Regions from separate parts of the Homo sapiens genome. Here region 2 is linked to region 1. The links are chromatin loops, found by intact Hi-C in ENCODE. Cell type or tissue: testis. All regions are shown on one strand. Each heading gives the region's core, and the rest is flanking DNA. Links, peaks and the distances in the headings are about the cores only. Region 1 overlaps EIPR1 (EARP complex and GARP complex interacting protein 1). Region 2 overlaps MYT1L (myelin transcription factor 1 like).

Region 1 (11,609 bases), core at 2,171-10,170:
AGAATCACCCAGGCAACCTCATCAGAAGACATGGTTCTGCTCCACATCCAGCAACCAAGACTATGTGATCCTGACACCTGCAGTTCAGCCCTCCACTCCCGTCCTGTTCAACCCTCCACTCCCGTCCAATTCAGCCCTTCAGTCCCGTCCAATTCAGCCCTCCACTCCCGTCCAGTTCAGCCCTCCAGTCCCATCAGTTCAGCCCTCCACTCCCGTCCAGTTCAACCCTCCAATCCCATCCAGTTCAACCTTCCACTCCCGTCCTGTTCAGCCCTCCAATCCCGTCCAGTTCAACCTTCCACTCCCGTCCAATTCAGCCCTCCACTCCCGTCCAGTTCAGCCCTCCAGTCCCGTCCAGTTCAGCCCTCCACTCCCGTCCTGTTCAACCCTCCACTCCCGTCCAATTCAGCCCTTCAGTCCCGTCCAATTCAGCCCTCCACTCCTGTCCAGTTCAGCCCTCCAGTCCCGTCCAGTTCAGCCATCCAGTCCCGTCCAATTCAGCCCTCCACTCCCGTCCAGTTCAGCCCTCCAGTCCCGTCCAGTTCAGCCCTCCACTGCCATCCAGTTCAGCCCTCCATTCCCGTCCAGTTCAACCCTCCAATCCCGTCCAGTTCAACCCTCCAGTCCCGTCCAGTTCAGCCCTCCAATCCCGTCCAGTTCAACTCTCCACTCCCGTCCAGTTCAACCCTCCACTCCCGTCCAGTTCAACCCTCCACTCCTGTCCAGTTCAACCCTCCACTCCCGTCCAGTTCAACCCTCCACTCCCGTCCAGTTCAACCCTCCACTCCCAACCAGTTCAGCCCTCCACTCCCGTCCAGTTCAGCCCTCCAGTCCCATCAGTTCAGCCCTCCACTCCCGTCCAGTTCAACCCTCCAATCCCATCCAGTTCAACCTTCCACTCCCGTCCTGTTCAGCCCTCCAATCCCGTCCAGTTCAACCTTCCACTCCCGTACAGTTCAGCCCTCCACTCCCGTCCAGTTCAGCCCTCCAGTCCCGTCCAGTTCAACCCTCCACTCCCGTCCAGTTCAGCCCTCCACTTCCATCCCGTTCAGCCCTCCAGTCCCATCAGTTCAGCCCTCCACTCCCGTCCAGTTCAACCCTCCAATCCCATCTAGTTCAACCTTCCACTCCCGTCCTGTTCAGCCCTCCAATCCCGTCCAGTTCAACCCTCCACTCCCGTCAGTTCAGCCCTCCACTCCTGTCCAGTTCAACCCTCCACTCCCATCCAGTTCAACCCTCCACTGCCGTCCAGTTCAGCCCTCCACTCCTGTCCTGTGCCCCCATTGAGTAACGGACTGGGGCCACCTTCACAGACCTGACAACCCTGGGGAGGAGCAGGTGCAGGAGACGGGGAAAGACAGACAAAGGGGGACCTGCCCGCCCTCCAGAAAGGCCCTCACCATTGACGACACCGCCACAATCTCTCCCACAGCCAGGCTGAAAGTGATCTGACAGTTTCAACTCACCCCTTTCATTTATGTCTATATCCAGACAGTCTTCTAAGTGTCTGTCATATCCATTTCTGATAAATTCTCACCTCCTCCCAGGCGGTTCATAGGCTCTGTTCTCCTTTCTTTCCTATTTATTCTGTATTTTCCTACAAGATGACTCCTTGTTACATATTACCATCATCACGCCAATTCTATGACCTGAAAATTTCAAATCGCTGCTTCCCCCCTTTCTACTGAGTTCCGAGGCAGTCACTTGGGTCTGAGCCCACTACAATGTAAAGCCACGCCTTTTACAAACAATACTGTGCTGAACTTATTGACAGACACAAAAACGAAACTGGGGTGAGCTGCATGGGCACCCAGCGCAGACGCATTCAGCCTGAGGGACAGAGGCCCGAAGTCATCATTTCGTCATGCTAGCGGTGGCCTGGGTCCCGCCCCGCCCCTTCCCTTGGCTCCTCTGAACAGCGCTGTACACACCTTTCCCACATTCTGGGTTTCTATGGATATTTGGTTGGATTTGTTCTCTTTTCCCCCCTTCTGTTTCCCAGGTTAGTGTTTTATGCAGAATTCATTATCTAAGATTCTTTAACTTATTCCCTGGTCACTCGTTTTTGGTGATATCATATATTACTTTTTGTCATAAGAAGTTTGGTTTTCTTTATGAAATTACGGTTGGGCCATAAACAACACACAGTTTAGGGGCACCAAACCCCAACACAACTGAAAAATCTGTGTGTAACTTTTGGCTCCCCAAAAACTTAACTACTAATAGCCCACTGTTGCCCAGAAGCTGTACTAACATAAATAGTAGATTAACATATTTTGTATGACAAATGTATTACAGACTATATTGTTATAATTAAGTAGCTAGAGAAAAGAAAACATTTTTAGGAAGATCATAAGGAAGAGAAAATATATTGACTATTCATTAAGTGGAAGTGGGATCATCATAAAGCTCTTCATCCTGTCGTCTTCACACTGAGCAGACTGAGGAGGAGGAAGAGGAGGTGTTGGTCTTGCTGCCTCAGGGGCAGCAGAGGCAGAAGAAAATCCATGCGTAAGTGGACCCCCCCAGTCCAAACCCATGTTGTTCAAAGTCAACTGTACTGTATAGTTATAGAGTCAAAAAAGAGAACTCCTTTTCCTATATTTGCTATTTAGGATGTACATAAATATACGGTTTCAAACTCCAATCTTTTTATTTTTTTTTTAATTTATTTATTTTTTTGGAGGGAGTCTTGCTCTATTGCCCAGGCTGGAGTGGCGTGATCCGGGCTCACTGCAACCTCCCCCTCCTGGGTTCAAGTGATTCTCCTGTCTCAGCCTCCTGAGTAGATGGGATTACAGGCGCCTGCCACCACACCCTGCTAATTTTTGTATTTTAGTAGAGATGGGGTTCTACCATGTTGGACAGGCTGGTCTCAAACTCCTGACCTCAAATGATCCGCCTACCTCAGCCTCCCAAAGTGCTGGGATTACAGGTGTGAGCCACTGTGCCCAGCCCAAATTCCAATATGTGTCAAAAACTCCAGACAGCCCCTCCCAGCCCTCACCCAGCAGCTCCTGCCAGTGTCTCCCCGGACCCAGCGGCTCCTGCCCTAATGTCTCCCGGCCCCAAGCCAGAGGTAGAGGGCATTGGGGTGGGTGCCTCCCTTCCTCAGTGGCACAGTGTTCATGCAGGAGCCCTACCATGCTGGGGCCCCAGAAAGCAGGCCTATGGAGACTGTCTCTGTGCAATAGAACCAGCAGCCCCACTTCTGCAGGAGCAGCACCAGGCAGCCAGGAAACAAGAGCCCCGCCCTGCCCACTACCTGCGCACAGCCTCAGGAGCAGCCCGGGCACGGAAAGACGGCATCCCCACTCTCGCTCATGTGCCAGCTAAAACGCACTTCTCCTGGAGGGAGAGAGTAGACTGCCCGTTACCAGAGGCTGGGAAAAGAAGTGAGGCAGGGATGAAGAGAAGCTGGTGAATGGTATAAACATAGTTATATGGAAGGAATAAGTTCTAGTATTTGATAGTATAGTAGGAAAATTAGAGTTAACAAAACTTTACTGTATATTTCAGAATAGCAGAAGAGAATTGTAATGTTCCCAACACAAAGGAAAGATATGTTAGCCATTTGGTTATCCCAAATGATCCTATTTGATCATGACCCATTGTATACATGTATCAAAATATCACATGTACCTCCAAAATATGTACCTCTATGCTATATCAATTAAAAAAAGAACAGGCCTGGGAATGCTCTCGGCGTCTCCCACACACAACAGAGCCACACCAGCCCCAGGAAGAACATTCCAGCGCTGGCCGACGCTGTCGGCCGTGTGTGGCCACGGAGGCCTCAGAGAATGAGGCCCACTTGCACAGACTGTGGGGCTCTGACAGCTGCCACTGGAAACACAGCCCGTGGAAGAAGGCCAGGACCCAGTCCCCAAACCTAAACAGGGTGACTGAAATATGACCCAGAGTTTCCCATGAACCAGGAAATCAAAATTTGAATGAGAAAAGACAGTCAATGGACAGGATGATCTTAAAGCAGCCGCCATAAAGATGCTTCCATGAGGGACTCTTCTCTTGAAACAAATAAAGGGAAAAACTCAGAAAATTTCAACAAAGAGATGAAAGATATAAAAAAGAACCAAATGGATGAGTTCAATAGCAGCACAATAAATATGGCAGAGAAAACATTTAAAGACAGAACAACAGGAAATGTCCAATTTGAACACCAGACCAGAGAGAAAATAGACGGAAAAAAAAATGAACAGCCTCAGGAATGCGGGACAATAGCAGATGGCCTCAGTCTCCAGAGAGGAGAAAGTGAGGTTGAAAAGCATTTGTGGGAATAATGGACAGAGAGTCCTCGAATTTGGTGAAGGACGTTGCCTACAGATTCAAGAGCCTGAGAAAATCTCAAGTAGCATACACCCCAAGAAAGCTATTCCAAGACATGGCACGATTAGACTTCTGAAAACTAAAGACAAGAACGAAAATTGAAAGCAGCCTCTGCTCTTCATTCAAACTGGATCACCAAGTTCTCACCCGAAACCAGAGACCAGAACAAAGCAGAACAATATTTTTCAAATATTTCCATTTTTCAAAGAATTGTCAACCTTGAAGTTTATATTCACTGCAAGTATCCTTAGGAATGAAAGGGAAATAAAGATATTTTCAAAAGGAGGAAAACTAAGGAAGTTTGCCACAAGCAGACCTACCCTCAAAGGATGGATAAAGAAAATTTTTCAAACGGAAAGAAATTATAATGAAAAAAGGCTTAGAACTTCTGAAAGAAAAGAACAACGAATGGGCAAAAACCAGTAAATACAGTAGACATCTTTCTCCTCGTGAGCTTCTTAAACCATATTTGATGGTTGGCGAAAAAATTACACCACCACATCTGATGGTCAATGTACAGAGAGAAAACACTTAAGACAATTATATTCTTAAAGTGGGAGGGCAGAGATGGCCTCGATGGAAGTGGGGCTCCTCTATTCCTCTCGAGGTAGGAAAATGCCAATAACTGTGGGTTTGGTAAGTGACATACGTATATTGTAATATCTAGAGCAAGCATCAAAGCACCTCTACAGAGTTGTATATTCAAAAACACTGTAACTAAATCAAAATGGAGTATTAAAAAACGTTCACATAACTCAGGAAGGTGAAAGAGAAACAGAACGATGAGAAACAAAGAGAACAGAAAACAAATAACAACATGGCGGAGTTAAGCCCTAAGAGATCAATAATTTAGAGGTCAGTAGTCTCAGTATACCAATGACAAGACAGAGATTGGCAGAGGGAATAAACACACGCACATAAACACACAACCCAGCTCCATACGGCCTATGCAGTCTACAAAAAATCCCACCTCCCAAAACCCAGAGCATCCCGGGAAAGGAAAAACAGTGGGCGAGGGAGGTGGGAGTGGAGGGCATGAAAATGGCCGGCGCTCGACCAGGACCAGGGTCACTGACTTGAGACCCCAAAACGACAGATGCTTCCCGATGGGAGTGAAGGTTGAAGAGACCGGTCCACACCTCCTTCTGTTCTAACACCCCCCTTACTACCTGTTCAAAGGAGGTAATCATGTGGGAGAGAGGCAGCAGAGCTGGGGGTTAGGAAAGAGACGGTGGTGTGGGTAGGATTCTCCCTGCAGGCTCTGGCAGCGCCCCTGTGTACGCACAGGTGTGCAGGCTCTGGCAGTGCCCGTGTACGCACAGGGCAGGGACGCTCCCTGCGCTGCTCCAAACTGGAATATTCGCGTCTCCCCACTGCAGACACCAGAACACAGCCACTACCCCACACAAGCAAGAACAGCCCCTGAGGTTATGTGCCCACGGCAAGGTCACCACACTCTGTTAGAGAAAAAGGAGCTGGAAAGTTGTTTATATATTAGGAGTGCATGCTTGGTTCAGCGCCAAGGTCAGAAAACAATGTTTCCACAGTCACCCAAGATTGACTACAGCAAATAGCTATCCGTTCTGAAGACGACAAATGGTTTCCAAACAACAGGAAATAGATACTAAGGGTATTATAAAAATCTTCCTTTTTAATATTTTTCTTAGGGAGAGAAGAAATACCAGTAAGTTCTCAAAGGCTTTTAAAAGTCTTGATAATTGGCCGGGCGCGGTGGCTCACGCCTGTAATCCCAGCACTTTGGGAGGCCGAGGTGGGCGGATCACAAGGTCAGGAGACTGAGACCATCCTGGCTAAAACGGTGAAACCCCGTCTCTACTAAAAATACAAAAAATTAGCCGGGCGTAGTGGCGGGCGCCTGTAGTCCCAGCTACTTGGGAGGCTGAGGCAGGAGAATGGCGTGAACCCGGGAGGCGGAGCTTGCAGTGAGCCGAGATCCCGCCACTGCACTCCAGCCTGGGCGACAGAGCCAGACTCCGTCTCAAAAAAAAAAAAAAAAAAAAAAAGTCTTGATAATTTAAAACTAAAAACTTATCTAAACTTTGTAGTAAGACTGCCTTATATTTATATTTAACGCAAGAATCTTCAGGGTACAGTTGTACTTGTGTATGCTATGTCTCAATGGTATACAAATATTTAAAATTATTTTATATACTAAACTTTGTTACACTGATAAATATTTTATGATTCCCCCAAATCAATCAATTTTTTTTTCAAATAAACAAATTAGCCCAGTTTCCCATATGTTAGGGGAAATAATTGCTGGGTAAAAAATAAATTTTTCTTGAAACTTGATTCTGAAATTTTACGTACAAGACCCCGAGCAAACCAATGTCTCTGAACTTCCTATTTTCTTGTTTACAAAAATGGAGCATATGAAGATGCCCACTCTCAGACGATTACCAGAAATATCACATTGCAATAGCTTGAAGAGTGCTTTGAAAACTGGCAAGCAAAGACAAGGTTACTACTTACTTAGGCCTAGTATGTGCACAGGTAGAACGGTCTCTATCAACACAAGTGCCTCCACCTTCTAAGCTTTACTATTTGATAGACCAGAAAAAGCCCACAGAATTTTCTTCTCCTTGGTCCTGTTACACACTCTCAAGATGATCTCTTCCTAGAAATATGTGATTTTCAAATATACAATAATTAGTAGTTTTGTATCTTTTGAGATTCCAGAAATGATTTCTTTTCACATTAAAAAAAAATATTTTTAGAAAGTAATTCTGCATGATTTTTATGGGGGTGAGGGGGCAGCTACAAGCAAGTCCCATAAGGTCAAGGACTTGCTTTTTTCACACTTAGAACATATAGAAGGCAGTGGCATATTTTAAATCTGAGAACATGTGGCATTCTCTTACAACAGTTTCTTTTTCTTCTATTCATTTAGTTCAAAAAATGTTGAGGCTTAAGACAGGCCAGACATTCTCCCTACTAACTCCTGTCTCACCCACCATCCCTCGTTCAGAATCAGGAGGGCATGAGGTGGTGTCTGCAGAGTACAGGGCTAGGGGTCCAGTCACAGGGCGCCAGGGGCCTCCAGTCACGAGGTGTGGGCGGCAGCTCCAGTCCCAGGGTGCAGGGGGCTCCACTCGCAGGATGCTGTGGTGGGGGGCTCCATTCGCGGGGTGCTGGGCGGGGGGGCTCTACTCTGGGGCACCAGAGGTGGGAGGGGAGCTCCAGTCACCTGGGGCATGAAGCTCCAGTCTTGGGGCACTGGGGTCCCTGTGCAGTGTCGGGGTTGTCCCCAGCCTCTGCTGAATCCTGCGGGAACCTGGACCTGGCCTTCTTTGGAACAGCGCACAGAACCACATAAGGACCTGGCGGTCACTCTCGTGCTGACATACAAATGACACCCTCCACCCTATAGCTTTCATTGACCCAAGATAACTGTGTGTTGGAGCCACAACACACAGTTATCCCCTCTGTCTGATAACTGAAGTGCCTGAAGATGAGTCTCGGGACGCTCCCAAATTTCCTCAAGTTGCCCCCCGAATCTGTCCATCACTCTGCACATGGAGTGACCTGCAGCCACATCAGTCCCCATCTGTCTGCTCTGCCTATGGCCACTGAGGCCGCATTCCGGGTGTGCTCTGACGTTTTACCCGCCATCCCACTGACCACAGCTTGGTCAACGGAGGCTAAGGTTGCACTGCTTTTTAGGCGGCTGTGGCATAAAATTGAGTTTCCTGGCAAAGACAGTCCCTGGAAGGTTCTGTGTGCCTGCTGTGGGGATGAGACTCACGTCTGAGGGGCAAAGTTCATTTTTCAGACCCCATGATGGGACTTCTCTCACTGCCTCCAAAATACACCCTGTCCAATATTCCATCTCCAGGTTCCCATGGTCCTCCCAAGGCTCCCTCCCACCACTCAGCACCTGCTCATCATTGTCAGCATGTTTCTGGTCTCTTAAAATTGAAGTTTTATCCCTAGCTTTGCAGGTAAAGCTTTGCAGGGAGAAGGACCCACGATGCCACTGCCTCTGTGCTCAGGGGATAACGGCGGGGTGGGGAAGAGCCTCCACTGGTCCCTTCAACGAGATCTTTGGTGCCCCAGGCTTGAGAAGGTTCTTGATGGTTACGTTGCTTTGTCTGCCTCTGCTGGTCTGTGACATGAGCACGTCATGGCCTGACCACCGCTGTGGGCCTCATTCTGGAATGGATGCTACCTAACAAAGCCTCATATGGAGGTACACCCACTGATAAGGGTCACCAGATTGAGAAATAAAAACTTGGCACAGGACTGACTGACACTGAAAACTACTCCTTATTTACCTGAAATTCAAGTTTAACAGGATATCCTGTGTTTTATCTGACAACCCTACTTCCGATGCACACTTCGCACCTCAGCTTCAACACAAATCTACAAGAAAGGTACAGGACGTATATTACCTATCAGCCTCAAGGAGACCCAGTGACCCAATGAGGCTGGGTGACTGCCTCCAACTCAGAGTCCACAGTGCCAAAGCTGCGATGAGGGCTGCACTTCTTCCCACTGGGGGCCAGACAGCCACCCACCCCTTAGACACAAAGTCTCATGTGAGGTGAAAGGGGTGCTGAGAGGGTTAAAGGCAGTGAGGACCCAATTGGATATCACCTGATCCCTGGGAGAGGACATGGATTCTGAGAGGCAGAGACCTGGAGGAAGAAGATCGAAGGCTGAGAGAGCAGCACAAAATGCCGCCTGAGAGTTAAAAAAGTGGGTGGGGGGGTTCAAGGCGCACAGACCTGAGCACTGTGGACAGGCATGGCAGGAGACGAGGTCAAAAGGTGGCTTGGGGCCAGCTCACAGTAGGACACAGAGCCCAGTCCTCCAGGTGAATGGGCACTGAACACTCGCTGGACTCCCACAAGTATTATTCCCATTTATGTGGACATAAACGGGCTTCGAGAAGGTCCACAAATTGCTGAAGGCCTCAGGGGTAATAAATGCTGGGACCAGGGTGAAAATCCCCATCTGCCTAAATTTATAGCCATTTTCAGCTCTCCCCACTGTCAGGAGCATAGTAAGGAGCCTGGGCTTTATCGCCCTAGCTTCTGAGATGCACAGTAAGTGTTTGGATCTGGGTTTCAGAAAAGTCACTGTAGGAGTCAAACTGTCTTTGTTCCCATGAGAAACTCAAGGCCCAAGCTGGGGCCTGGGCAGAAATGAAGGAAAAAACAGGATTCGGATCAGGGAGGGCGAGGAAGGCAGAGGCAAGAGGGCTCATTATGTGCATCTGACCCTCACCCCCCGGTCTTCATTAGCAGCGGGTCACAGCAGCAGCCGGGGCTGTCCCCGAGCTGCGGGCCTGGGTCAATGGCCCTGAGCCGCTGGGACCCGGGGAGGGTGGCACTAGCTGACCCAGCCCCCCTCTCACGCTAGCTCCCCGGAGAGCACCACCCGGGGAGCAACATCGGCGGATGCAGAGCACACACGCTGGCCATATGTCATTGGGGCGCCGCGCTGGCAGCTTTTCATGGCTCTAATTTCCCGAGGACTCTGCGCCAGCGTGATCTACAGTCTTCCTGACATTTCACCTTCCTCTGCTGAAAAATTCATCCCAGTTCTAACGTGGGACGCTCGTTCCCAAGTACAGAGGCAGGAGATTGATTCCGGCTGCCGCTAATGCCAGCTGCCACTCAGCCCCCTTTCCTGAGGCCAGGGCTTGCTCGAGCTAAGCCAGTTCCCAATTATACAGCAGGCTTCACAGTCCTAATTTATCAATCTTTGCCACATCATTTTACATTTATTCTCCATCATGGGTGGACATTTATTATTTTTAAGGCTATACTCTCTTTTTTGGTCTTCCTGAAATTTCACCAGTATGTTGAGGATTTTCATATTTTCACTGTACTTGGCTTTTCTTCGTAAAGACTATCTTTCCAAGACCACAGGGTGACAAGCATTTCTGTGACAGGCAGAAGAGGAGCAGGAGCTGGGCTCAGGGCCCTCGGTGGTCTCACTCACCGGCCAGCCTGTTGCCGTCCCTCTCTTGTGTCCCCTCCCAATCCCCCTGGGACCTTCTGAAGGACACACCTGATCCTGGGACTCCTCTGGTTCTAGGCTCCGATGCCCCTCTGACTGCCTGCAGAAAGCTCTCTCCCCCAGCCTCCAGCTAGCCTCTCCCCAGGACCTGCCTCAGCCGCACTGGACCAACAAGCTGCATGCACCTGCGGATGCTCTCACCTAGGCCTGAGTTGTGCCCCACGGGCTCTGCCTGGTGACCTGCCGCTCACTCTCAGGACCAGCAACAAGAGTGCTGGTCACCCTGAGGCCTCCCTGGCAAGGCCCTGCCCTGGCGGTGTCCACACAGCATCTTCTGCTGCTGCTCTCCGGCAAACTGCATCCCCTCGTGCTGCACTTACTCACATGTCCCCACCATCACCCGCCACCCGCCCCCAACACCTGTACCCCACCACAGTCATCACCACCGCCATCCATATCACTGTCTTCACCACCTCCGTCCACACCACCATCATCATCACTAGCATCGCCCCCATGCCTACCATCATCACCACCCCCTACCACCACCATCACCACCATCCCCATCCACACCCCCTACCACCACCATCACCACCATCCCCATACACACCCCCTACCACCACCATCACCACCATCCCCATACACACCCCCTACCACCATCCTCACCACCATCCCCATACACACCCCCTACCACCACCATCACCACCATCCCCATCCACACCCCCTACCACCACCATCACCACCATCCCCATCCACACCCCCTACCACCACCATCACCACCATCCCCATCCACACCCCCTACCACCACCATCACCACCATCCCCATCCACAGCCCCTACCACCACCATCACCACCATCCCCATCCACACCCCCTACCACCACCATCACCACCATCCCCATCCACACCCCCTACCACCACCATCACCACCATCCCCATCCACACCCCCTACCACCACCATCACCACCATCCCCATCCACAGCCCCTACCACCACCATCACCACCATCCCCCATCCACACCCCCTACCACCACCATCACCACCATCCCCATCCACACCCCCTACCACCACCATCACCACCATCCCCATCCACACCCCCTACCACCACCATCACCACCATCCCCATACACACCCCCTACCACCATCACCACCATCCCCATACACACCCCCTACCACCATCCTCACCACCATCCCCATACACACCCCCTACCACCACCATCACCACCATCCCCATCCACACCCCCTACCACCACCATCACCACCATCCCCATCCACACCCC
Region 2 (11,609 bases), core at 1,308-9,307, 1.2 Mb before region 1:
TGCTCCTCCTGACAGGTGATCTGTTGATCACTCTCCATCTGCTTTAGTTTCCTCCCTTGCATTGAAATCTTTGTAAAATACAGTAAAGTGTGTTCATTTCGAATGCTATCATGTGAGTGCCTCTACCAGATGTAAGTGCCACAAGGCCAGTGTTTTTACCAGTTTGTCCCCTGCTATATCTCCAGCACCTAATACAGAGAGCACATAGTAGGTGTTAAATAGATTCGCTTTTGAATAAATGAATTTATAGAACCCCCACAATAAAAATTTCAACAGGGATTAAGGGTTCTCTCACGTTTTTATAAATCCATGAGACAGTGACAGGCATAGGAAGGTTCTCGTGCTTCCGTATTGACTCTATTTATAGAAAAAGAAACATTAGAAAGCGAAGTGACAATGAACAGAATGCAACTTTTGCCAAATGTGTAAACTTAAACTAAAAAGGTCAAAGGCATTTACTTTGCCAAATGTTTGTGGTGTGTCTAGCACGTGCCAGGGCCTGGGTGACATGCTGAATAAACTGGTGAGTGAGATGCCCCTGCCTTTCTGTGGCTCGGTCTTGTGCGGCATCTAGACTAGGAGGGCGCTGCCAAGGCAAGGCCCCCGCGGGAGTGTCGGGGTGGGGACAGCGGGAGAGCTGTGCTGTGCAGTTGAGGAAGCTGAGGCTGAGAAGTAGGATGCACCACGTCCAGTCGACGAAAACAGGACGAGCCTGCTGTGCAGTTGAGGAAGCTGAGGCTGAGAAGTAGGATGCACCACGTCCAGTCGATGAAAACAGGACGAGCCTGCTGTGCAGTTGAGGAAGCTGAGGCTGAGAAGTAGGATGCACCACGTCCAGTCGACGAAAACAGGACGAGCCTGCTGTGCAGTTGAGGAAGCTGAGGCTGAGAAGTAGGATGCACCACGTCCAGTCGACGAAAACAGGACGAGCCTCAACATTCCTGATTCCCGAATGACCATGGTTCCACTCGATGTTCAATGAACACGTTCTGTCCTCATGAGGCCCATGCTGAGGGCTAGGCACAAAACCACGAGGAAGAAAAGGCCATCCAGGGACTGGAATGCTGCGGAGGAGATGCCTTTGTCCTTGTTTGCCTTCTGGAAGCTCACGGGTCTCCTGTGACAAAGAAGCCTCCTGATTCCATGTTACGTTCTTGAAGAAAATGTCTGTATTTCACTCCCTTCACTGAGCACCATGCTGAGTCGTCAAATACAGATGTTCTTCCCAACCTGCATTCTTGCCTCTCTTCTCCATTCTCTGCCCTTGCTCCCAGGAGATCTCAATCACAGTGATGACTTGAATTCTCAGGCTAGCAAACCTTGGAATCATGAGCAAACAAACCTCCTTCCACCTTCCACATTTAGCTTATCTACACATCATGGAACTTGTCTCCAGAGTGGGTCCCCAGTGAGCCATGCCTTGTGATATGCACGGCCTTCTGCCATGCCTTCTCCAGAATCTCTGCCCGTCCTATGACTCTCTTTTGATCAACGCAATGCAGTGCAATTGATGCCATCTGACTTGCAGGACTGGGTTAGAAGATGCCTCTCAGATTCCATATAGGTCTCTTGGAAGATCCGCCCCCGGGAAAGCCAGGCCATGTAAGACCATTGACCACCTTAGGACCACCAGGCTTGGAGGAAGCCAAGACACCCACGTGGAGAGGCTGTGCAGGGAGTGAGGGAGGTGCAGCCAACCCTCACCTGGCTCCACTTCAAGGCCCGGGGGCCAGACCTGAGCACTGGAGCCATCCTGGGCATCAGCCCAGCAGTTGTCAGAAGACTCCAGACACATCTGGCATTTGTCACCAACCACATGAAAACTGTGAGTGGACCTACCCAGTGAGGGCAGTGGGAGAGCTATGAGAAAGAAGCTCAAGTGGTTTCTGGAGGCCACTGGGTTTTGGGTGGGTTTCCACATGGCAGCAGCTCCTGGACCTCTCCCCCTGCAGAGCACCCACAGCTGCCCACCCTTGCGTTCCCTCTGCCCCTGCCTTCAGTAAGCCCTCAGGGTCTCTTGCCAGAGCCACGGAAACAATTTTGTTTTCCCGTCATTGATGTCTTTCACTTCTAATCCAAGATAAATACAGCAGTTATCTTAAAAAATACAGGTGGGATCTTCTCATGACTTCAAAATAAGATTTTTGTTGAATAAAATGCAGTAGTAAGGATTTGTGAAAAATAAACCAGAGAAAATGTGTTGCAGTAGAGAAGGAAGGAATCTGTGGACTCCGTCTGCATGTTGTCCTGGACGTCTCCACCCTCAGGGATCCTGAGGGTCTCTGCAGAATCACCGGGACTTCAGTGGGCATCGTTGGATCAGCAGGCGGACCGCCGTGTAGGGTCTATGATGGAAGACGTGTGTCACTCCCAAGGAAGCCTGGATACAAAAAGCATCTGTGCCAAGACGCAGCCCTCACTCTGGTATTGGGCAGAACACAATCCATGTTGTGAGACCCATGAACAACACGTGACAGGGACTCCCTTTAGAATGCAAATGTTTCCCTAATCCTTATATTCTAAACAGCATAATACGTTCATTAATTATATTAACTTAACGGAATAAGAAAACCATGACTGGGGTAGGATCATCACAATAAAAACTAACAAAAATTAGGAAACATACTAGAAATAAGAGCTGCGTCTCCACTAGATAGCAATGAGGAAGCTGCTGAGAGAGGAAGAAACTGGAGACAACCCCCAAAATAATGAGACAGAGCCAGAGTCGGTAATAGGCGGAACATGGAAAGTGAAAATCTTCAAATGCTTCTCATTTTTTTAATGCATGTCATGATTCTTATGCTTATGTTTGGGGTGTAAAGTTGATAGAATGACAAAATATTATATTATATATGTACAAAAACACACATATACTCACATGCCCACACTATATAATGGATATATTTGCTAGTTGTCAGGGTTTTATTCTATATTTATATTCAATAACATTTTTATATTATTGAATATTATTTATATTTTTATATATAATATTTTATATTCAATAATATTCAATAATAATTTTTGAACATCTATGTCAAACAAAGGCCAAGTGGAGAGTTAAGACAATAGGATGGAATCAAATGAAGGTGGGAAACTGACAGGCTCCTCCAGGCGGTGTGCTCCAAACCATCTTAGATATTTAATATGAAGAATTGCTTAAAATTTTTCAAGCATAAGTTGAAGTATATTAATCAATAAAACAACTGAGATAATCCTATTCTACTTGAAGTCCTAATTGAAGATAACTTAAGCAAAATAATTGGTGCATAAACACTGATATTAATGATTTCTCCAATAATATTATGTGGCTATAACTAAGGTTGAGATATCAAAATCAGTGATTCCAGAAATTCCCAGAGAAACTCTACTCAGATATCCCATAGCCATAAAATCAATTACAAGGATGCCTGTTACAAACATAGAAGGGTTATAAATGTGGTTATGCCTTGTGCTTGTCAAAATATTTGAAAATTCCTCAAATTTTAAAATCGACAACAAAACAAATTCTGTTAAGGATAGTGCCTTGGATACTACCAATCAATATTAAATAATTCCAGTCATTTTGCTTGGATTTTTTTTCAGTGAAACTTGAATTATTATGACAAAAGGAATTTTAAAAATCTAAATTTAACAATTATCCATCAAATACCACTTCCTCCCTCCCAGACTAAACTACCACAAGAAAACATCAAGTACATTCTACTTTCTCAACAATAGTTTTATCAAGGTTGGAACACTGACATTTTCATAATGAGAGGTAAATAGAATAAGGCGCCATCTCCTAGGAGAACAGTGACGGAATTAAGAGCTCTCTGTATAAATGACAGCGTGCGCCAGGGCGCATGGTTGCTTCCAGTTTTCCTGCCACCATATTCATTAGGTTAAATATTCAACCATGTGGTTAAGACAAACATTTGAAGATACAGAATATCTCTAGCTACTGGTTGGGTTTGCATTTACACTGAAACCTTACGCTACCTCTGAATCACAGCTTCACGCTAACAGGACATTTTCACGTACATTTTTCAAAGGTGTGAAAACATGTTTGACCTGGCCAAAAAAAATTAGAAAAATGGTGAGAGGACAACCTGTTAGGCAATTTGCTAGGAATAAATAACACTTGTAATAATATATTGCTTTAAAAATTACAGAGTGCTTTTACCTACATAAATAGGCACTTAAGAATTCATGCTTACAGTAAATAAATAGTAATCTATGAAAAATGTAGTCTAAGGTAAAAACTCATAAATATCTCATCTTATTTGGGAGTCATTACCCAAAAGTAATTAAGGGAAAATAAAATTCAGTTTTTGTGTAATGAATATATTAAAAATTTATCTCAATGCAGACTACTGAATTAAGTATTTGAATTCTAAAACAAGTTTTCAGAATTAAATGATCATATTTCCATTTTCCATTTTCCGTAAGAAAAAATTCATCTTAAAACCTGGAGTAGGAGAAGCATGCTGTGCATTTCAGGGTACATCCCTGAGTGCAGCTCAGCCCAGGTTTAACCTCAGTTCCTTACTTATTCTTCCCTTGCTAGTGACAAGAGTTAACATCATGATTCGCATTAATACAAGACACAATAATATTAATTTCATAGTGTTAGAAATACTCAAGTATACAAAACTGTATGTATGCATTCTCTTTCTAATTATAAATTATTTCAAATGTCCAAACTAACATACATTACCTTTTAAACATACTAACTGTAAAGTGAAAGTATTTTTTTTTAATCATAGCTATCTTACGTCACTTACAAGGAAATTTGGTTTGCGGAAATATGACAGAGAAAAGAAATATGTATGTGTGCGAGTGAGGGTGTGTGCCTGTTTAAGAGAATAAAGGAGACTTAGATGACTGAAAACACCTAACATTCACAAATGAGGGAAATGGAGATCAACCTTAGGAGATTTGCCCAGCTCGTTACAAAATCTGGGTTAGGATGCCGTTCTTTGCCCCCCATGGTAACAGAGTTTTAGTCTAGATCGCCGGCATGCCTCACTACAATATGATAGTGTTAATCGTCAAATTAGCTCAATCAGCTGAGTTTTCTATGAGGAATGGACACTGGTTCCTTTGCGTCTACATTCACAGCCCTGGGAGGGAGTGGTCGCTGCCCTTGCAAGCTCAGCTTAGGGTAAATCACAAGCCAGCCATGTACACCTTAAAGCTGGGGATGAACGTCATCTGCCTGGGCCTCTGTTTTCTCATAAGTCACGTGCTGCTTGTAAAATGCATAATGTGATGACTATAACTTAACCTGTTTCAAAAATAGTACTTACCTCTCTGCTTGTCTCTTCTTTCCACTACATTAAGCTTCCTATTAAGGCCTTTTTTATTTATTTTTATTTTTAAAAATCATTGTAAAGTCAGTACAGGGCTTGTTCTCCATCTCACTCTTTTAAACCTAAATTATTGTGCCCTGAAGGCCGGCTCTGTACGCTGGTACACTGTGAGGGATGGATGTGAAGCTAAGGGGAGTCATGCTCTTACAAAAATCAAGCTGTTGGTGAAACTCAAACAAGAGAAGCTAAAAATTTATAATTAAGGTAACTCTTAAGGTATTACTTGTTCCTATAAAGCAGTTTGTAAATTACGAAAGATGATCCCATGCTCCCCACTCCGCACTGTGGATACGAATGTGCGCATTGCACACACGTGTGTGTGTATTATCCTCATCTCTGAACCGTGCAATACCTCGCTCATAGCGACCACCGAAGATTCCTACCAGCTGTCCCCATTGAGTGCGCACTGTGTGGTGGGTGTTTTAATCTCAGGAATCCTGCAGACTCCCCCGAAGTCCATTTCCAGTGAACCTGTGTGTTAGACCCACGGCCACCAGGTGGCGATGGCGGTCACCGGGAGGCCGGCGCGGAGGAACCAGCGCCCACAGACCCTTGCTCGGCGGAAGTCAAGGAGGTGCCCCCCAGCCCGTGGATCGAACTGCCGGATTTTCATTTTATAGTGCAACTCTTTTAAACATGATTCCATGTTAAAAATAATTGTGCTTGTAAGTCTTTTAAACTCGCTCTCCTTCAATCATATTGGCGAGGAAAACATTTTCTAATTTGCAGCCCAGGCTGGAGTGCAACGGCGCGGTCTCGGCTCACTGCAAACTCCACCTCCCGGGTCCGGGTTCAAGCAATTCTCCTGCCTCAGCCTCCCGAGTAGCTGGGATTACAGGTGTCCACCATCATGCCCAGCTAACTTTGTATTTTTAGTAGAGACGGGGTTTCACTATGTTGGCCAGGCTGGTCTTGGACTCCTGACATCGTGATCCGCCCGCCTAGGCCACCCAAGGTGCTGGGATTACAGGCATGAGCCACCGCCCTCAACCTCTTTCTTTGTTGCTTTTTGTTTTTTGAGATGGAGTTTGTTTCGCTCTGTCACCCAGGCTGGAGTGCAGTGGCGTGATCTTGGCTCACTGCAACCTCCGCCTTCCGGGTTCAAGCAATTCTCCCGCCTCAGCCTCCTGAGTAGCTGGGATTACAGGTGCGCACCACCATACCCAGCTAATTTTTGTATTTTTGGTAGAGACGGGGTTTCACCTTGTTGGTCAGGCTGGTTTCGAACTGCTGACCTCGTGATCCGCCCACCTCGGCCTCCCAAAGTGCTAGGATTACAGGTGTGAGCCACCGCGTTTTTTCAAGCTTTCAGGAATTCTCTATTATGAATGCAGTCTTCGTCCTCCCACTTTGCTACTGGAGCCCAGGAGGGGGCTGCGGTCGCCTGTGATCTCAGTCCCTTCTTGCTCTATCAATGATTGTTTCTGCCACATGAGACCACCCGGGAAGGAAAGGGTTGCTTGGCTGATGCCGGCCCCGATGGCAGGGAAGCACTGCTGCTCCCCGCACCCCTGACCAGGGAAGGTGAGGTCTTCCTACGCTCTTGTTAAACTGTGCGTCTGTCAGCAGGGCGGCACCGTCATCTGGCGATGATGTGCACGTGGACCTGATTATGGCACTGGTGAGATCCCACACTATCCAATGTGACTAGCAATGCCGTGCAGTCAACTGCCTGTATCTCCCACTCACTTTAAGAGTGTGGGCACCGGCTCCAGACTGTCTGGCTTGGAGTCTGAGTGCTACTTCTTCCTGTATGTGCCATCTTGGACGATGTATTTGACCTTTCTGTACCTCGGTTTACTCATCTGTCATGGGAACACTGCAGCCCCTCTCTCCTGGGGACTCTCATGGGGACTCTGCAGGTGGAATGCACTGATGGATACGAGGTGCTCAGAGCAGTGGCTGGAACACGGAAGCACCCAGGGCATCAGAGCCACCATCATCACAGAATGTCTGCCTGTGTCTGGCATTAGACTACACGAAGGGGTAGGAAAAAGCCCACCTTCCTCCCTGTAATGGCCGGCGTAGGCACATAACACATGTGTAACACGCTATCATATACAAAGTAATTCATGTACAGGGTCCAAGTTCTTAAAGAACTCAAGTCCTCCAAACAAAATAGACGATTTAAAGCTAACAGCCATTACTTGGACATTGTTGTATAGTCTTGGGCCATGGGCAAAATTTACCAATGTGTAAGAGTTTAAAGTTGTTCCTCTTCGCTTCTCTGTCACAGAGAACGCTGGGTTGGCCATACAACTTACTGTCCTTCCGCATCAGTGGAGGGTTCTGTCTCTGCCAGGCTGGTTCCTGGTGTTTTGTACAGAATTGTGGAACTGGGAGGGAGGATAGGAATGTGTGTGTGTGTGTGTGTGTGTGTGTGTGTGTGTGAGAGAGAGAGAGAGAGAGACCAATGAGTAGAAGACAGAACTGGATCCACACAGGGATTTCTATGGGGAGGCGCAGACAGGGACAGTAGGAGAGAGAGCTTGGGGGCAGTCACACAGGGTGAGGGAATGAATGCAAACTGAGAGAAGCCAGGAGATTGAGGGGTTTTCAGGGCACGCTGGCTCGCCTGACCTTGTGTTTCCTCCCCAACATTCTGGCACAGTGGGGGATCATCTGACCCATTTCTTTGGGCACAGCATCACTGCCGGATGAAACTCTGAAGGCTCAGGCTATGTTGGGTTACCCTGTTTTTCTGTAATCCTAGGATTTAAAGAATTTGATTTGTTTGGGGCTGTTTCAGCATCTTAGAGCCTGTGGGAGGCGGAATAATGCTCTTCTTTCCAGAAAAGAAATCCCTAAAGCGAATCCCTAGAACCTGGGGATAAAGTATGTGAGTATCTTACATGACACAGGAGACTCTGCAAGTGTCATTAAGTTAAAGTCCGCAGATGGGAAGTGCTATGGTTTGGATCTGTGTCCCGCCCAAATCTCATGTTCAATTGTCATGCCAAGTGTTGGAGGAGGGGCCTGCTGGGAGGCAATTGGATCATGGGGCCCATTTTCCCCTTGCTGTTCTCACGACACTGAGTTCTCGCAAGACCTGGTTGTTTAAAAGTGTGTGGCAACTCTCCCTTTTCTCTCTTCCTCCTGCTCTGGCCTTACAAGATGTGCCTAATTCCCCTTTGCCTCCCGCCATGACTGTAAGTTTCCTGAGGCCTCTTCAGCCATGCTTCCTGTACAGCCTGTGGAACTGTGAGCCAATTAACCCTCTTTTCTTTATAAATTACTTAGTCTCGGGTATTTCATTATCTCAGTGCAAGAACAGACTAATACAGGAAGATGATCTTGGATAGTGGAGGGCCCAGTGTCAGTCCTCACAAGGGTCTCTGTAAGGGAAAGAGGAAGGCAAGAGGGTCAGAGAAGTAGACGTGATGGTGAAAGCAGACATTAGCATGTGGCGGGGCCCTGAGCCCTGGAAAGCGGCTGCCGCTGGACACTGGGAAGTACAGGGAACAGCCTCTCTTGGAGCCTCCAGGAACACAGCCCTGCAGACCCACTTCAGATACTGACCTCCAAAGCTGTAAGCCAATCATCTGTGATGTTGAAACCACAGAGTGTATGGCCAATGTTACCGCAGATGTAGGCAACAATACAGAGACTTTTCCTAAGACTGCAAAATGCCCTTGGAGGACTCCCAGCCACCCACTCGCTTTTGGGTTCTGCATTTTCTTCCTCAGTTTCTTTGGCCTGAAGAGGGCCCTGAAGAATTCACATGTGGATATGATGTGTGTCTTACACACAATTTGAAAATACAACCACATAAGCCAATTAGGGATAGGCGAATATTACAATAAAAACAAGCTATTCTTTTTCTTTTTTTTTTAGATGGAGTCTCGCTCTGTTGCCCAGGCTGGAGTGCAATGGTGCAACCTCAGCTCACTGCAACCTCTGCCTCCTGGGCTAAAGTGATTCTCCTTCCTCAGCCTCCTGAGTAGCTGGGATTACAGGCACGTGCCACCACACCTGGCTGATTTTGGTATTTTTAGTAGAGATGGGGTTTCACCATGTTGCCCAGGCTGGTCTCGAACTTCTGACCTCAGGTAATGCACCTGCCTCGGCCTCCCAAAGTGCTGGGATTACAGGTGTGAGCCACCCTGCCTGGCCCAGTTATTCTTTATATTTGCATATTTTTAGAATTTTAGTAGCTTTGATTATCTGCTATATCTCATTGATTCTTTCTTAAGACCATGTGAGGTAAGAATACCAGGATACTATTTCCATTATAAATGCAGAGACAGATGTAAAGAGGTTGACTTTTCTGGAGAACAAGGGGTGGTCCCGACACAAAGGCTGAAGTTGTTTGAAGTATGGCCAGACACTTTGCTGAGGCACAGACATGTCCACCTGTGGCACAGGTGGGGCTGCCTAGAAGCCTCCCCGACTCAGGTCGGTGCTGGCCTCTCCCAGCCACGGTTTCACATCACATCATCCCGTATTTTTTTCAACAAATACAATTTACCACTTACCTTGTGAGTGACTTTCCATAGAACTTAAACATTAAAGGCAAACCTTTATCCATAGTTAGTTGAGGTTTTCTTAACTGAATAAGCAATGTATAACCATTAGAGAAACACAGAAGGAAGTCTAAAATATCACATAAAAATCTCAGGGCCTCTCATCCTGCTTTTCTCTTTACCTTCCTGTCTCTTCTGCCCTTTTACTAAACTACCCAGGGGCAGTTCGACACCTTGGTGTCTCACACACACCTGCCAGTCTCCCTCACTGCTGGGGTGGTCCAGGCCTTAGTGAGTGGGGGTCTACTTGCCACAGCCTCCTGTCTTGCCTTCCCACATCTGGATCCAAGTTTTATTATGCCACAAAGATGAGCTATTGAAGATCTATTTCTGATTCTACTTAAAACCTTTAACAATGCTACACATCAATGAATAATTTCTGGAGATTATTTCTAGAAAAAATGTACAATATGATGATTTGACTCCCGTATGTATCCTTTACTAAACTGTAAGCTCCACAAAGCAGGAAACAGGTACATTCTGCTCACCTGTGTATTGCTGTGGTTAGGTGTTAGGCACATCAACCTTAATAAATATTTGTTGAATGCGTGAGTGGGGCATGAAAACCTACACACTCAGGTGTATGAAGACATGGTCCTTGAATACCCAAGCTCAATAAAAAAGGCAAATTAGGGAGTAATTAGAAATAATACAAAATATTGTAATTTTGGAAAAGAATCATTATGAGTATAGTGCAATGGCATTCTTTTATGGTACCCTTTTGTGTTGCAGAAGACCATAGGAAAAAAAATGAAAGGAAAGAGTAGAGAATGAAAATGCTTAAAACCATTAATATCATCAACCTAAATAACTTTAAATAGTATAAAGTAAGTCCATTGAAGAACTGTATTTCCATTAACTTTTCAAACACACCAAGAGATGTAGTCATTCTAGCAACAATGCCGCAATGCAAGAATCAAAAGTAAGAACAGACGGCTTCTGTGTAGCTTCACAGCATTTTCCTGTGGAGCACACTGTTTCATTCTCATTATCACCCAGATCATGGTGGACACAACATTCCCCTCGTGGGCCATGGCTAACCCAGGCTCCAGGCCTTGCATTTGGAAAGGGGAGAGTAGGGGCGGGATAAGAGCTCTCTTCCCTTTCCCAGATCTCCAACTGTTCCACCAGCTTCAGGGTCCCTGTGTTTACCTGGGAGGGAAGTTGCTTACATGTCTTTCTGGTCAAGCTGCTCTAAGCCCACGACTGCCTTTTTAGGGGATTATTTTGAGATTTAGAGATGGGATGTCCATGCTCAATAAACAATGATCCTCATTATCATAGGAAATGCATTTTAATGTTTGCACTAGAATTGTTCCAAATTAAAGCAATCCCATAGCTCCAACTGTAAAGAATGCTTCTATAATTTAAAAAATGCCCCTTGAAGTAAGCATTGGAAATCCGCCATGTGTTCACCACCACCCCTGCTGTTTCATAGCCATGGGGTCTGGGGCCCAGAAAGAAGAGGGTCATGACCATGTTGTGCTTATCAAGATAACCTCAGCCCCTTGCCATAGGGTGGGTAGGGATTGGCGAGCCTGAGGCAGTCAACACAAGTGTTCTGATCAGAGGAACCAATCCAGAGAGGGGTTTGTAACCTCAACTGAGACAAGGAAGGAAAAATGGAAGTCTGCTGCAGGACTCTCGCTCTGATGAGCTCCTTTCCAAAACTGGCCTTCTCCTCTACTGGGCATGGTCATCTGGGAGGCAAGGGCTGGGCCTGCTGCCACAGAAG

The links. Hi-C counts contacts between places; a loop is a spot of excess contacts. Peaks named below come from ENCODE experiments on the same cell type or tissue, not always from the same donor. Only the 100,000 strongest peaks of a DNase experiment are listed, where the experiment ranks them.
Region 2: a loop joins it to region 1, with 9 times the contacts of the local background. A loop is called at or near these places in 6 of 110 quality-filtered maps.

Annotation. Positions count from the first base shown.
Region 1 is chr2:3,304,305-3,315,913 of GRCh38, forward strand. The region is part of intron 3 of EIPR1 (EARP complex and GARP complex interacting protein 1); the gene reads right to left. Among named protein-coding and RNA genes, the nearest start is that of EIPR1, 68 kb to the right of the region's middle. RefSeq lists a silencer at 2,356-2,526. In testis, for the core only: no CTCF peak of the experiment used is centred there; a DNase peak (open chromatin) is centred at 5,837; H3K27ac peaks cover 674 bases.
Region 2 is chr2:2,115,132-2,126,740 of GRCh38, forward strand. The region is part of intron 3 of MYT1L (myelin transcription factor 1 like); the gene reads right to left. Among named protein-coding and RNA genes, the nearest start is that of MYT1L-AS1, 200 kb to the right of the region's middle. RefSeq lists a silencer at 5,778-5,867. In testis, for the core only: a CTCF peak has its summit at 5,852 (motif pointing right); a DNase peak (open chromatin) is centred at 5,850; H3K4me3 peaks cover 1,022 bases.